2 separate regions of the Homo sapiens genome follow, and region 2 is linked to region 1. Evidence: read pairs that join two places in POLR2A ChIA-PET (ENCODE). Cell type or tissue: PC-9. All regions are shown on one strand.

Region 1 (5,000 bases):
GATCTCAGCCCTCTGCAACCTCCGCCTTCTGGGTTCAAGCAATTCTCCTGCCTCAGCCTCCCAAGTAGCTGGGATTACAGGTGCCCGCCACCACGCCCGGCTAATTTTTTTGTATTTTTAGTAGAGATGGGGTTTCACCATGTTGGCCAGGCTGGTTTCGAATTCCTGACCTCAAGTGATCCACCCGCCTTGGCCTCCCAAAGTGCTAGGATTACAGGCATGAGCCACTGCGCCCGGCCTACACAAAGTTTTTTAACCCACCAATCCCTTTAACGTTTTTGTTTAGAATAGTCTGTGCAACAAACAGTTTTGATAGAAGTCTTGGAACAGCGCAGTCCAATATTTTCTGATTTTGGCTTATTCAATTGTAGGGAAACAAATATTTAAATCTGTATAGTGTTAGTCGTCTTTTTGCATTTTTCTATTTCTATCTACCGTCTTTTTCATAAGGACAAGGGAATATGTTATCTTAAATGTCCTTTAAAATTTGCATGGCATTGGGAAAGAGTGACTTAATCTGTTAAAAAACTGGTAACAATGCCATTTGTCACCATTATAGAATTTCGATTATTCATGTAATATTGAATAGTGTACTGACATGTCTGCGTGTTTTCATTACCCCTCTTGTTTTCGAAGTTGGAGTGCTTAGTGCAGTTGGTGAGAGCGGGAGCCACACTCAACGTCTCCACCACACGGTACGCGCAGACGCCAGCCCACATTGCAGCCTTTGGGGGACATCCTCAGTGCCTGGTCTGGCTGATTCAAGCAGGAGCCAACATTAACAAACCGGTAAGAGTGCTGGTGATGGACTTGGTTTGCTTTTGCTTTTTCTTTTTGCAGTTATAATTATACACGGTATTGCTTTAAATCGAGGCCTTAATTAGAGTTTGATATCTTTACCTGAGGGCAGACTGGAATTTATGTTTCTTCAGTTGTTTGTGGAGGATAGTAGGCCCTTTCCATAGGAATGCTTTCTGTTCATAGAGTGCTTTCACCTGTTGTGTGATAAACTGATCCAGGGTGATGTGCCCAAGGTTATAGCTGGTAATTAAAGGAGCCTGGCCTTGAGCCCAGGTTTCCTGGCTTTCTACTCATAGCTGCCTTAGCCTCATTTCCACAGATAATTATGAAAACATTTTCATCCTGGGAAAAGCATGGCTATTAAGTCAGCTCCAAAGTGAGCTTCAGATACAAGTTGATGCCTTGATGCAGATAAGTGCTAAGTATCATTTACTAAGTGGGAAGAGTAAGTGACTTGAGGACTTGGTATTTAAACATACTGACAGGAACATAATCGTGCCAGATTTTTCTTCATGGTGTGTTTTCAGTATCATTTCACCTAAACCAAACACACACGCATTCAGATTGTTAGGTACTTAGTTGTGTGAGACAAGCAGCATCTAATAACCATTAGGTTGTCTGACTGGGAGCAGTCCCTAGACTCAGCGTCCTTTGCTGCAGATGGATTAGTCCTTAGACTAATTGATAATTTTCATCTCTTAAGACCTGGGCATGGGCTCTGGGAGCTGGTTTTTATGCCTTTTTTACTCCTATCTTTAAATGCTTTATAGTCATCAAGGTCTTGGATGCAAAGTCGTCTTTCTACTTTTCTTTCCCAAGATTCAGTCCTTCATGATAACCAGGCATAAGGTTGTTGCTAGTCCCTCTTCTAAAAACCCAGCTACCCACCTGAGCAGTAAGTAATTGAGAAAGAAGGTGTTTTTAGCCATGATTTAAAACAAGGATCAATGGGAAAGTGGGGTAAGTTATAAGGCAGTTTGTCCCCTTAAAAGATGTGAAGTAGAAAAGAAAATGGAAGGTGGCCAAGAGTTGAGGCCTGTTTGTTACTAAACTGAAATGTGGGATATGGGACAAGTTTTAAGGTTGTGCTGCCACTTCTCTCCTTCCATCTCCACACGTGTGCCTTTACATAATGTATATTTCTCTGCTGCTCTGTTGCTTGTCTTCATAAATTCGAGAGTTATGAATTACCTACTCAATACCCTTATGTGCTGGGCAGCGCCTTGTGTTTTTCCTTCTTCCCTACCCCTGTCCCCTGGTAGAAAGGGCAGTGTGGGCTTGATTCCTTGGGCAAGTCATTAACTTTGTGGCTCAATCTCTTTATCAGTAAAATACAGTTAATAATTCCATGAATGGCAGTAATTAATAGTATGGAATTTAAGTATATCATTTTTGTAGGTTAATTTTCATCAAATTGTTACATAGCATCTTATTTAGAGAGGACTAGAGAAATTGTCTAACACTGCTTTCCAGACCTTTTTAAATCAAGAAGCCCCCTTTTCAAAGTGTCTTATGGCAGTTCAGTATTTTCAGTAGATAAAGGGAGTGAGGCAGAAAGTGTGCTGCTGGGTCTCCCACCTTCCTCTCAGATGCCTCTAGATAACACCTCCTGGAAACTTCTACCGCACTCTGCTTCTTCCCAGGCAGGATCCTAAAATCTTTTTCTTTTCAGCCCTCCCTGTATTTGAAGTATCCGGGTAGACATTTCCAAGTCCTCACATGTGCCTAGTGCATATCATTTGGCATTGTAAAGCATCCTGGAATTTCTCCTTAGTGTATCTTAGGTAGTTGTGGTCTGCTGGCATGTGGAGTTTACATCCGAATCTGAGGCATCATCTCACTCTATTATGTAGTGGGTGAATTTCAACACCTCTTGTTATGGGCACCCAGTGACTCTAGAGGACACAATAGCCCTTTTGTTAGCTCCCCACCCCGCCTACCTGCTGACTCATCTCCAGGTAGACAGTTTCTCTCATTTCTCATATAAACTCAGGATGCCAAATCCAATCCAGGTTTTTCTCCTTTGTTGTGTCCATTTAATTTTTTGAACCTGTTGATGCAGTGTTTTAAGCCAATTTCTAGTCTGTTAATCTTTTGGCATGTTAGCTACTAACAGTTCTAAGTTCATTTTCCTCAAAGTTAATACCACAGACTTTTTTGGCAGTCTCTGAGGTGAGATTACCAAAGCTCGTATGCTGCCTAGAGGCCTGTGTTCTCGATTTCCCCAAGAGGAAATGAAGCCAGCTTTCCTGTGATTTGTTTTTAGTGAATCTATATTGACTAGCCTTGGTGCGTAATTAGCAAACCTTCTCTTTCATATGCCTCTTCTAGAATTTTGGCATTTGATGTTGTCTTTAATTTTTCATATCTAGATTGGAAATGAAATTTTTCTTTATGAAAACCCAGGGTGCCCAGCCTGTCTTGAGCATTCTGGCACTGCTCCCAGTTCCCTGTAGATCACTCAATTTGCTGTGGCTGCGATGTGACTGGGCTGAGCTGGAGGCCCGGGCACCTTCACCTGGCTCTTTAGTCTTACGTATCTTTTCTCTTGGCTACCTTCTCTCAGGATGTCCGGGCCTTTCTCTAGTGTTTGCTCTGCCCCTAAAGATTGTCCCTGCAGAGCTTGGTAGTTTTGCTTTTTCATTGTCATCTGTTAATATCCCACCGTGACAGACCCTTACTTTTTTGTCTTGTTCCAAGGATAGCTTTAAAGACCTTTTTTCCTTTTTAGCCTTTTTCTTTTTTGGCAAAACTTTATCTAAATCTCAGCTCCAGTTTTCCTGGGAATGTTTTTATGTAATTTTTATTTGTCTTTATTTTGTACTACTTCTCTCCCCTCCTCACCTCTCTTTTGGGGAGGATAGGGCTAGGTTTTCGCTTTTTAAAAAATCCGAGTTGACTGGATAGTTTATAGCCGCATGGTTTTCTGTGTTTCTGTCTTCAAAAATGGATTTTTCTGTTTAGAACTTTACATTGCTTTATAGTCTCTTTAGACCTTTGTTTAAATAAATGTGCACACTTTTCCCTCTACCAAGCACTCGAGCCTTTCATACTCTTATTTTTCTGTAAATTAATCTACCACTGTTTTTTTTAACTTTGGGTGGCCCTCACCTCATGTTTATTCCTGTGAGTATGAGTTGGTGAAGGAGCTTAGCTATTTAGTGAGTTTAGGAATGAACTGTTTTCTAAGTGACCCACAGTTGCTGCACTCCTTTTTATCTTGGTCTCTTAATTGTGTGGTAGTCTGCGCAGTTCAGCTTCCAGTGAGGTTGCAGTGTGAGTATTCAAGAAGTGTTGCTGATCGAGACCATCCTGGCTAAAACGGTGAAACCCCGTCTCTACTAAAAATACAAAAAATTAGCCGGGCGTAGTGGCGGGCGCCTGTAGTCCCAGCTACTTGGGAGGCTGAGGCAGGAGAATGGCGTGAACCCGGGAGGCGGAGCTTGCAGTGAGCCGAGATCCCGCCACTGCACTCCAGCCTGGGCGACAGAGCGAGACTCCGTCTCAAAAAAAAAAAAAAAAAAAAGAAGTGTTGCTGTGGAGCCCCCAGGATTTCCCAGTCTTCATTTTCCACCGGAAAGCACTTTCTTCTCTTGATTGCTGTGTCTGATTGCCTTTCCCCTCTCTTGCTTAGCTGATAGCCTATGAAGATGGTCTTTCAGGTTGTTTCATTCATGCAGTGTAGACCTGGGTTGACTGCTGATGTTCACAGTGGCTTTCCTGGGTCTGCTCACTTTTCTCTGCCTCTGTGTGTGCTTCACCTCCCCACCGCCGCCACCCCACCCCCTCTGCACTTTCTGAACCAGGAATTTCATTCTTATGAAGCTTGGTTTGCTTTACCTTTGTGTTCTTCTCCCTTTCCTCTAATAAATACTGAAAATAGATTGGGAATATTTAGTAAATATTCCCTCTAGTAAATACTGAAAAATAGATCAACTGTTGAACCTCAAGCCATCTTGTCTAAGTTGTGGTCCCACTTCAAGTTCAAAGCAGAAGATTCAAGATCGGCATTGATGATGTTGACTCGGGTTAGCATTGGGGTAGGCACAGAGGAAAGTGGGTAGCTGAGACCATATGTCAGCTATTATGTGCTATTTCTTGGCCTTGATGACCGTTTTAATGTGTGTGTGTGGTTGGTTGGTTGGCTTGTTTGTTTGGTTACTTATTCTGGGTTTATATAAAACACACGTGCTAAGATC
Region 2 (5,000 bases), 380 kb before region 1:
GGATAATCGAGATTCCGTGAAGGATTTACCCTGCTCATCCTATCTTCACAGCTGCAGCCGTCTTTGATAAAAGCTAAAGCAGTTGAGAAGTCCTCTTCCCTCTCTCTCCTTTTCTCAGCATTAAACAATACATGACACTAATTGGAACCACCACACTGCAGGTGATTAACAAAACGAGCAAGTGAGATTAAGTGACAGTCGAGCTGGAAAGGGCACCAAGTCCTAAATTTGAGGATACATCAGTTTCTATGCTGAGATAATACAGAAATCATCCAGTTCTCAAAAGGACCACCTGTGGTGTCCGAGGCCCCAGCAGCACGTGCCCACATGTCAGCTGTTGTGGGCACGCAGATGCCAGCAGGGTAAATGACAGGCACGCTGCATCAGCCGCCACCCTGCTGTGCTTCACTGGCAACACCGGAGGAAAAATTTAAAGAAAAAAAGCCACCTTAGGGCCGAGCACTGTGTCTCACGCCTGTAATCCCAGCACTCTGGGAGGCTGAGGCGGGCAGATCACCTGAGGTCAGGAGTTCAAGACCAGCCTGGCCCAAAGGGTGAAACCCCATCTTTACTAAAAACACAAAAAAATTAGCCGGGCGTGGTGGTGCGCACCTGTAATCCCAGGAACTCAGGAGGCTGAGATAGAAGAATCACTTGAACCCAGGAGGCAGAGGTTGCAGTGAGCCAAGATCACGCTACTGCACTCCAGCCTGGGTGACAGAGCGAGACTCCGTCTCCAAAAAGAAAAAAAAAAGCCACCTTAATAGAAAAAAGTTTTTCATTTAAGACACTGTACATCAGACACACGTAAATCCTGTGGTTCTGAAATCTGCTGAATAAATTAGTTGTAAATTTCCAAAAAATTTTTAAAAGCAATTATTTTTTAGAAAGGCTAAAAGAAACCTTGCTCAAGGTTTGTATTTTGGATATTTCTAAGAAACTAAAAAATAATAACAAAATAAAAACCAAAAATTCCAGTACTACACCAACAGTTTAAATAGCTGAAATAACTGAACTAATCTTCCACTATCTTCTAAACACGTCTTCTCTTAGCAAAAGCATTATGAATTCTGGCAATACCTTCTATTTAAATATTTCCTAGTATAATTTTATCTAGAAAATCACACAGCAATTGTGCCCACAGCTCAGACGCAGCTGCATGAATTTAGGGACCTGAAGCTCAGCTGCTGTCCTGCCTGCCACCCCTGACTGAAACATCACTCACTGGGAGGTCAGGCGCATGGGCTGTGCAAGGGGCCTACCACAACAGGTTCCTTCAGACTGTAATTTGAAACTAAACAGAATAAACCACCACACTTCCCAGGCCTTATTGCTAAACTTACTTGAATTGAGTGTTTGCCTTGTTTTGGCGCTGGTGCAGTAAGCTTCAATGACTTTCAGAATCTGAGCATCTTCTTCCAAAGCAGCTGTGCCTGTCAAGAGATGCGCAACAGTTCACAGTCGAACTGAAAGGCCTCTAGGGCAACTGGCGAGACGAATGCAATGCAGACATCAACTCGACCAAAGTGACCAAGTAAGATAATCTGCCCTTGATTTTCTTGTCAGATAACTGTTTTCTACAAAATTCATGAGTTATATTCAAAATAAAATAAAATAAATGCAAATAAAAATATTTGCAACACATTTGGAAAAACGGCGAACATCCTAACTTTATAATGATTATCCTACCAACCCGTAAGAAAATTAGTATCCCCACTCTCAAACTGAAAAAAGGGCAGGAGATAGGAATAAGGAAGTCACAAAACAAGAAGAGTTCTAAGAAAAAATGTCCAATCTCGCTAAAACAAGAAATGAAAATTAAAACATTTTCGTGTTTCCACACGCCAGCCAGATGAAAACAAAAGGCCGACAACTCTCAGTGTCGACGTGGCCATCCGTGCCTGTCTGTTCCCCACACGGCAGCCCGTGGTCCTGTGAAAACCCGGGCCCATCATCTTGTCTATGGAACCGGACTCTGGCTGCCTGCTGCTCAGGGTGCTGTGCTACCTCCCGCTCTGCCAGGGGAGCTTGGGCCCACACAGCGCACTGTCCCTTGGGCACAGCCTGGGGTTCCTGCTCAGGGTCTCTGCAACCAGGCCTGGAGAGCTCCTCCCCAGACACCTGCTTGGCCTGCTTCCTCAGCCCCAGGAGGCTGCTCAAATGGCGCCCTGGCACCGAATCTCCCACCTGTCCTCCCCACTGGGTCTCTGCAGCACTCCATGGCCCACACATTGTTCACTTGTTTTGTTTCTTGTCTGTATCCTCCTACTAAAACATAGGCTCTATGAGAACAGGGATCTCTTTCGGCCACACTGTATCCTTCCCACCCAGCCCACGAAGGTGCTGATGAAGCACGCGTCCATGAACGATGGTCTCAGCTGCAGCCGGCCCCCGGCCCAGCTCAGTGCTGCCCCTGGATCTGCTGAAGGAAGTGGCCCACAGAACAGCCCTCTCAGAGAGAAGCCCCGGCACAGCCAGTAAGCAACAGAGCAGGCATCCAGCACCAGCTCCACTTCAATCACTAGACCCCAGGGCCTCACCATCTCATCAGGGGCCCTGGTGGTCAGGGACCTGGACTACCTAAGGAGAAGGACAGTCAGGATGGTGACTTATACTGCCATGGACATCAGGTGACAAGGACAAGAAAAGAATGAACACCCCAGCACGGTCACCTCACTGGGCTGATTGATGATAAGGTGGCGGTGAGGGGAGGCCAGCAGTGGCATGGCACAGTGAGCGTGTGGGACGGCTGCTGGGCCTCCTCCTGAGGCTGGAGGAAGTGAGCAGTGAAGGCAAAGGACCAACAAAGGCTGAGCTCAGACACAGGGGCGGGGCAGGGCAGAGCCCTGTAGGACAGATCCTGCAACTTTCCCAGAGCTGGCTCTCTCTCCCTGGGCTGCACCCATCAGTCCACAGCAATCTGTTCACGTGCACCCCTTCCCAGCAGTCACCCCCAGGAAAATCACTTACTTCTGAAAAGAGCTCCACTTATTCAAAAGCTATCTACCGAGCACCTAACAGGTGCCAGGTGCTTGCTGCGAGGCCACATAGGAACCCAGAGCTGAGTCAGACCCCTAGGCCTGAGGAGCAGACAGGACAGGTCCAACAGCAGAGAGACCAGCAAGAGAACAGCACGGGTGGGTGCTACCCACAGGAGAACACAGCAGGTCACGCTTCTAACAGACACAGGGTGCTTTGGGAGATGCTGGCACTTCAGGAAGTGTGGGTGGAATATCTTATAGGCGAGAGGGAGAACCAGAAGAGCAGGAGAGCCCTCCAGGTCCGGCCCCAGCTCCTGGATGAGGAAGGGGCTATAAGGCAGTGGTGCCGGGACTGGCACGGAGGCTTCACCACTGACACAAAGGCGCTTCTCCTGCTTGCTTGGGTAAATGTTACGTGGCTTATTCCTATCACTGCCTCAAGGGGCAGACCTTACTTTTGTTTGGAGTCTTCAGAAAGCCACCAAGCCTCCCTCTATCCCAGGAAAGCCATGGCCTACGTGACCAGGAGGCCACGTCCTCCACCACACGGACCGCAGGTACTCACTTTTCCGGGACGCGAACTCCTCATCTGAAGGCTTCCGTTCAGGTTTGCGCTTGGGCAGCAGCTTTTTCATGGTCTTAGGGCTCTTACTAAGATCCTAGGGAAAGACAAAAGAAAATGCTAACATACTCTAAAGCCAATCATTTTCACTGGCATATCAGAAAGGCTGCTGTAAAGGTATAAAACCCCAAATTATTATAGCCACTGATAAGAGCTTCTCGCCTTTTCCTACTTTGATTTTTCTTTACCAGCTTCTGAACGTTAATTTTTAAAAATCAATAGGGCATTTTCAGTATTAGTCATTGGCTAATTTTTTTTTTTTAATTCTAATAAAACCCCTCGTGTCATTTGGGTCCTGTTAGTCCTGTGATGAGAGGTGTCACCAGGAGGCAGGCTGGCGCTGGTGTGCACAGACATCCTGCACGCTCCTGAGGGAGGAGGAGAGGAGGGGGCAGCTGCTCCCTAGGACAGACCTATCCCCTGGCACAGCTAACTGGAAAGAGAGGAGGAAACTAAGGTTGTCATTAAATGACAGATAAGTAAAAAATAATTGCTTTAAGAAAATATTTGAAGTTTCAGGGAGAAGAAAAGGGAGCGAGTGCTCAGCTACCTGACTCTGAGTGCCAGGAGCACAGCCAAGCTCGGCCAGGGCTGCTGTGCAGGGGCCACATGCACACCAGCTCAGAGTGTTCACAACGGAATGGCCCACCCCTTACCTCTTCAAACAGCTTTTCAAACAAGCACAGAAGACGACGGCAAAAAACAAAGTGAGCAAAGCAAGTCCCAACAGAGCAGGTAAGGTGTCAACTGTCAAGCACGTGTTAAATACCGATATCAAAAAAAGGCTGGTTTCTGCATCACCCCAACGACATAAACCATCACGAATGCTAAACGCGAGACCAAGACTCAGAAGATGAGATGTGCTATGGAATGAACCAGGCTGGAAACAGAGGAAACAAAGCTTGGTTTTTAAAATTATCTTTAAAAGTCTTTTCTTGGGAGCTAAACAATGGGTACACATGGACATGACCATGGAAATGACAGACCCTGGGGACTCCAAAAGGCGGAAGGTGATGGGGGTGAGTTTTGAAAAGCTACCCATTGGGTACAATGTTTCCTATTTGGGTAATAGGTACCCCAGAAGCCCAAACCCCAGCATCACCCAATACAGCCACGTAACAAACTCTGAATCTAAAATAGCCTTCAAAAAGTTAAACAAAAGTATTTCTATAAAAAATTGGAAAGCTCTTAGAAATGCAGCAGCAATCTGTTCCAGAAGACACATTTATACACATGTGCTCATGGCTTCCCTAATTCGAAGCAAATTGAGATGGAGAGCCTTGAAGAGCCAACGCCCGCCCCTCACGTGCTCCGAGGGCACCTGCAGGCGCAGAGGGTCACAGAGCACACAGCACACCTGAGCCAGAGCCAGGCAGAGCGGGCTGCAGAGCGGCCTC

What was found. ChIA-PET counts read pairs that join two places held together with the same protein. Peaks named below come from ENCODE experiments on the same cell type or tissue, not always from the same donor. Only the 100,000 strongest peaks of a DNase experiment are listed, where the experiment ranks them.
Region 2: POLR2A ChIA-PET joins it to region 1 with 5 read pairs; 2 of 35 experiments call an interaction of 5 or more read pairs at or near these places.

Annotation. Positions count from the first base shown.
Region 1 is chr13:110,906,407-110,911,406 of GRCh38, reverse strand. It overlaps ANKRD10 (ankyrin repeat domain 10), which reads left to right. Exons shown (of 6, transcript NM_017664.4): 2 at 637-789. Among named protein-coding and RNA genes, the nearest start is that of ANKRD10, 6.2 kb to the left of the region's middle. RefSeq lists enhancers at 2,542-3,159, 4,478-4,979. In PC-9, CTCF peaks have their summits at 2,405 and 2,608; a DNase peak (open chromatin) is centred at 2,646; H3K27ac peaks cover 2,534 bases.
Region 2 is chr13:111,284,787-111,289,786 of GRCh38, reverse strand. ARHGEF7 (Rho guanine nucleotide exchange factor 7) reads right to left here. Exons shown (of 22, transcript NM_001354046.2): 17 at 3,547-3,640; 18 at 1,344-1,433. Among named protein-coding and RNA genes, the nearest start is that of TEX29, 33 kb to the left of the region's middle. In PC-9, no CTCF peak of the experiment used is centred here; no DNase peak of the experiment used is centred here.